2 separate regions of the Homo sapiens genome follow, and region 1 is linked to region 2. A link is a loop called in an ENCODE intact Hi-C map of the cell type or tissue named here. Cell type or tissue: dorsolateral prefrontal cortex. All regions are shown on one strand. Links, peaks and the distances in the headings refer to the core of each region. The heading gives the core; the rest is flanking DNA. Region 1 overlaps LINC01520 (long intergenic non-protein coding RNA 1520). Region 2 has its middle 110 kb from the start of LINC02647.

Region 1 (2,915 bases), core at 220-2,719, 170 kb after region 2:
AATCTAGATTATACCTGCACTGTGTTCCAGAAGCAACATTTTTATCAAAAACTAGAGATTTTCTTGTGTTTTCTACACTTTTTGTTATACAAACGCTGATTTTTATGTGATTTTGTGGGATCATCACAAATATGGGGCAAATAAGGGTCTAAAGATGGATAACTCAGCTTCAGAAATGCTAGTATCACACAGTGTTCATTATACCACTTTTCCCAGTGTTTTCTGTTGAACAATATGGATAGACTTAATGTGGAATGAAAACAGAATCGTGGATAAACCGTCTGATAAGGGGAAAATTTGACCTTAAAATTAAATTTAATTAATGGCCCTGTCTAACCCATTTCAGAGTTTCCTGGAGGTGAGAGATTCATATCTGAGCTTTCCACCTCTAATGAGGAGCGGCTTCATGAAGGAACGGACGGGATTGCTCCAGAAGGTCATTGATTTTCAGCCTCTAAAAGGACAACTGTAATCCTGGTTGATCTTAACTCTCAAATTTAATAAAATCAGTTTAAATATTTTAGACAGTGTCAGGGGAGATCCAGTATTTCTGTGTGTTCACTTTGTCCATGGAAAAAGGATTTTATTTTACTACTCAGGAGGAGAAAACATTGTAGTGAAAAATTTCAGCTTGTCTCTGCACTCTTACAAATTTTCTCTTTCCATACTTAGAGTCCAGGATACTCACTAGGTTTGAATGAGCACTTAATTTGCCTCAAAAATGGAATCAGATTTCTCCTTCTCTCACTTCCTGATATCTAGGCCTCTTACAAGGATGTTGGACTCTTTGCTTTCTCAATCCATGCACTAAAACCAGGGCAAGTCTCTGCCCCTCGCACCCCCCTTCATAGGAGAGAGAACTGTTGGCCCTATCTTGGTTTCAGTTACCTAGAACTCCTGTATTTCAAGATTACAGGCACATCCTGGAAACATATTAGTCAGATAGGTATCTGTGCTTTTTGTTTTTACCCATTAGTACTCAAGAGAGAAGGCGGAGTATCTTTGTCACTCCCTCCCAACTTCAACAAAAGCAATTCTATAATTTAAGCTTCCAGAGATTCCAAATAAAAATTAGCTATGCAACAGTATTTTAATATAGAAACACATCCCCATAGAGATGAGCTTTGTCTTCTGTGAAGACATGGAGAGAAAGCAGGGGAGGACCTGAGGAGGGGCTGCTGGAAGGGAAGGAGACGGGTCAGGAAGCCTATTTTTTAGAGAGGGTAGTGCTGCATCATCCCGGCTGGGCCAGCCCTGGAGGGAGGTACGTGGGCTGGCTGTAGAATTAATTGAATTTCACAACTTGCCTCACATTCCTGCTGACACAAAGTGCCTTGTAAGGAGGGAGGCATCACAGGATGCCAACACAATGGCAAGACCAAGGTTGGGCACTGCTGTGAGCCTTTCTTTATACAACTCCTGGCTCAAAATAGCTTGCCTGTTAGCACCCCAGCTGAGAATCCCCACTGGCAAGGGAAGAAGAAGTGTGCCGTCTCTAAGATACAGCTGGCCCTCTGCTCTGAGATGAAGCCCTGGACCTGCAGAAGCCCTTCCCCTCTCAGAGCCCTAGAGGCCTCACCTATATAGAAGGTATTCTGACAACATGAATTTTAAGTTCCTTCCAGCTGTGACACTGCATTCATCTAATGATCTGAGAATCAACTCAAGACCTCTTTTAGCAACAGTTCCCCAGCTTCATTCATGTGCAGAATCAGTGTATACTTAGGACCCAAGCTCCCTGCCTTACTTCTCCCTTAGATATTAACCAAGGGCAGAACAGAGTTTTGCACCAGGCACCCTACAAGTCTTCACAAAGGTCACCATATGCAGTCTTCACAGCAATATTGTAAGGGATTAAGGTTGAGTCTCATTTTTTTAATAAGGAGATAACAGCTTACAGAATTTGGGAGGCTTGACCAATGCCAATAAATTTGTAAACAAAAGAGTTAGAATGTAAGTGTAAACTCTACAACTCCAGTGCAAGAGTCTGTTTCCACAACTCTTCTACTCACATAAACCTGAATTGCTTCTGTGACCCTTCCCTGTCCCGTGGCACTGCCTTTCTCAGTACCTGGCATAACATTGTTACTAAATACATGTTTATTACTGAATGGCTGTCTAAATGAATCTATGATTTATCGGGTTAAATATATTAGAGCATTTGATCAGTAAGCGGAAGCATTATTGCAAATAACATTTCTTGCCAACAAATTCTGATTTATCAAATAATATTTCTAAGAATACTCCTGCACGACCTTCACTTATTCATGTATTCATGCATTCAAAAAATGGCACCTACAAGACGCTAGGCACTATGCCAGAGGTTGGTTCAAAGAAGAAATACTCCCAGAATACATAGCACAAACTGTCTTGTGGGAGGACAGCCTAAATAAAATGAATATGCAATTACAATGTGGATATGTGCTGTGAGGGAAAGTTGCCCTCAGAGCTGAGAATGTGCCCTGGGGAGTCAGAGTGTGCTTTCCTGCATACTTGGCAATTCCACTGAGATTTACAGGATATATAGTATTAGCCACGTGAGGGAGGCTGAGAGTATAATCATTTTATGCAGCAGACAGCATGGGCAGAGGTGCTCCAGTAGGATGAACAGTGGTCCACTATGTGAACAGAAAGAAGGCTCTGGAGGCTGAGATGAGCCTGACAACGTGCTGACACCCATAACTCACAGAGGACAGAGATAGCTTCTAATACTCATACCTGAAAAGCTTCTCATACTTATGCTCATCTGGACCTACTTCAAGCATCCTTTCTCTGGAGAGCTGATTTTTTTAAAGGCCAATCACTCCATTCATGGCCTGCAGCTCACGCCCACCATCTTCAAATATTTCAACATTTTTAGTTTTTTCTGGGTTCAGCCTCATTGATATCCCTTTCTCTTTTGCAGAATTACCATT
Region 2 (2,915 bases), core at 182-2,681:
GAGCCAGGCTTGGAGAGGCTTTGCCTTTCTCTGGGAATGTGATTGATTGCAAGCCACCTAGGATATGAAGTTATCTCAGAGCTTGTCTGCATGGGCGTCATCAAGGAGTAAATGAGCTCTCTGTCCCCCAGAGGTACGTGCATCAGAGAAAAATGATGGGAAGATCATAGATCGGCAGCACTTAAACCTCCAGGGGAATGGGGCCTCAAAGAGGAAATGAAATGCAGCATTACACATCATGTACATGCATCCACAATGTCTCCTGTATGGAACACATTCAACAGTGATGCTTCTTTTCTCCTGGCTCACCCCACAAGGACTAGAGAGCTGTTTGTGCACCATTTGTTCTGAGCTTCCTGTATCTTGGAAACTCAGTGAAGACCAGCACCTTCCTCAGACCCAGGCCTGGCTCTCTTCCTCCCGGCTGAATGTCCACCAATTGTCTTCCTTTACACCTCCTCCTTCTTTGCATCATGCACTCCCAGCAAAGAGGACAGTGACTCATGCTAATTATACAGTAATAGAAGAAACACACACACACACGCGCACTCTTTTTTTTTTTTTCCCAACAGCAGCTGGGACTTTCTATTTATTTGCCCGCTATTTATAAGTCACTTAGACAAGAAGGCCTTATCTCCTCCTCCTACCACACTCTCCCAAATGAAGTTTCTCTAGGGCAGATCCACTTTTATCTAAATTGGTTGGACAGAGGAGCACAGCATATATAATCCATAATGAAACAGATAAAGCTGTCTCCTTGTGCTTGATATAAAAATAACCAACAAGAAAATGAGCATGGATAGGGAAAAATTAATTTACTTCCCTGCCTAATTACTAGATGCAGGATAAATGTATCTGCTTAGCTCTCTAATTATAATAATACTTAGCAGTTACGTGAAACTCTTTATCATCAAAAATACCACCCTCCACTGACACTAAATAATTAATCTTTGGCACCCTAGTGTGAGCATCTTATCTGAGCAGGAAAAGGACCATTGGTTGGAGGAGAGTGGAGCAGGGTGAGGTGCAAAAACTCCTTTCATCACTAAGCAGAAACTGTTTCCTGGGTCTCAGTTCCCTGGCCTCCACTTGCATGCTTGGGAAGAATCTGCCTGCCAGGGCTCTGCCAGCTGCAGAGAGAAGTCTACCATCCAGTGCCAGAGGCTGTGATCACTCACCCCACTGTGTTGCCAGAACTCCTCCTCCAGCAATGGCCTGAGGTGTCCCTGAGACAGCAGAGCCCCAGGGCGCTAAGCGAGAGCAGGAACGGTTATCAGGCCAGCCACATAAGGTGTCTGCAGCCTGTTCATGGGCTTTCTGCTCTGTTCCTGGTTTGATGTTATGTTGCCCAGCCCTACCTTCCTTTATCCTGTGGTGGGATTCAGCTCCTGGCATCACTCATGTCCACTCAGAAGTTCTGATAAGGTCTGTGACTCCCACACTCACCAGGTATAAGCCAAGTCGTTGCCTCCATACCCTGTGGTCTTACTGAGAAATCCTGCACCTGAGCTCAGATGCTTTAAAGGAACACAGTTTCTGGCTTGGGGTAGAATGGGGTTTGATGCTCCATCCTCCTGAATGGCAGCTGTCTGTTTTCCATCCCTGAGGGACATGTCCTTGGGCCCACCCCCCTTCCCACATCTTCCTCATCCCCCACCCTGGACCATACCAGAGAGGGCAGGAGTCTTCGACCCAGACCAGGACTCAAGCTACAGATCAAGGGGAAGGGAATTGTGTCCTGTCTCCCTACCGCATGCTTTCCAGTAGCTTCTAATGCCCTATGGTTATCAGACAGTGGGATATATTAGAATTACTTAAGAAAGAAAAAGTAATCCAACACAATCATTGTGTTTGGTACTTGGTAAATGCTTAATGAAGTTTGTTTTAAAAATTAAAATATTCAAATTATTTGCTAAAAGTTTATTTTTGGTGACTTTCAGGGAAAGGGAAACGCATAAGCAAGCAATCAAGGGAATCTACAACTATGAGACATCAGCTTCACCTCTGGCTGGGGTTGGGGAAGAGGCAAGCATTTAAAACAATCATCTCTACTTAAACTGTGGTTGTATTCTGCTTTTTTTTTCTTATTTTTATAAACATAATAGACCATATGCATATTGCTTAAATTTAAAATTTGTTAAAGTTCAAATCAACTATAACGGGATAAGGATTATAACTTCTAATTACATAGCTTTCAGGCAATGTAATTATGCAATAGTTTGGGGGGAAGAACAGATGAATGCACTGCAATGGATCTCTCTTTCTCCTTTCTTAATATTGGGCTTTATCCTTAACCATGGAAAAAGGCCAAACTCCTGGATCTCCACCAATCATCCCCCCATAGTTCAGTTAAAAATACATTTCTGGTTAAATCATGTGGATTCAGAATGGGAAGGAGGCAAAGAAATACATGAGTTTGCTACATCTTCTCACAACACGCCTGTGAGGTGGGGACCCTTATTCCTATTTCACAAATCAGAAATCTGAGCTCTTAGGTCCAACTCGATGCTAAATCTCCAATGCCTATTTCTGTTTGTTACACAGTGGATCAGGTCAGAGCATCAGTTCCAGGCAAAGAAGACAATAGGGTAAGGCTTTGACAAAGAAAAGTCCCAGCAAGGAATGTTACTGTCAAGAAGTCATTGAGGCACCAGAATGTGGGAGAAGGATCAGACCTTTTCTTCATGGAACCTGGAGATGAAACCACAGTGAATGCTTCAGGAAGCTCAGCTTGCTTTCAATGCTGAAAGGAAATTACCAGACCTTCTGTGTTCTTACAGACAGTGGATGGCTTCTGTGGTGGTCAGCTTTCTAGAGATGAATAAACATAGGAAATAAATAGGCTTATCAGAGATGCAGTAGGAGAAATGCAATCTGCAATCAAATAACTGCTTCTCTTTAGGTCATTTTCAAAT

The links. A loop is a pair of places that touch in the nucleus more often than their neighbours do. Peaks named below come from ENCODE experiments on the same cell type or tissue, not always from the same donor. Only the 100,000 strongest peaks of a DNase experiment are listed, where the experiment ranks them.
Region 1: it touches region 2 in a loop (2.0-fold over the local background); 3 of 110 quality-filtered maps call a loop at or near these places.

What each region holds. Positions count from the first base shown.
Region 1 is chr10:85,491,479-85,494,393 of GRCh38, forward strand. LINC01520 (long intergenic non-protein coding RNA 1520) reads left to right here. Exons shown (of 6, transcript NR_120671.1): 6 at 347-523. Among named protein-coding and RNA genes, the nearest start is that of LINC01520, 43 kb to the left of the region's middle. RefSeq lists an enhancer at 1,098-1,907. In dorsolateral prefrontal cortex, for the core only: no CTCF peak of the experiment used is centred there; a DNase peak (open chromatin) is centred at 1,315; H3K27ac peaks cover 810 bases.
Region 2 is chr10:85,318,868-85,321,782 of GRCh38, forward strand. No RefSeq gene overlaps it. Among named protein-coding and RNA genes, the nearest start is that of LINC02647, 110 kb to the right of the region's middle. In dorsolateral prefrontal cortex, for the core only: no CTCF peak of the experiment used is centred there; DNase peaks (open chromatin) are centred at 410 and 1,174; H3K4me3 peaks cover 726 bases; H3K27ac peaks cover 2,042 bases.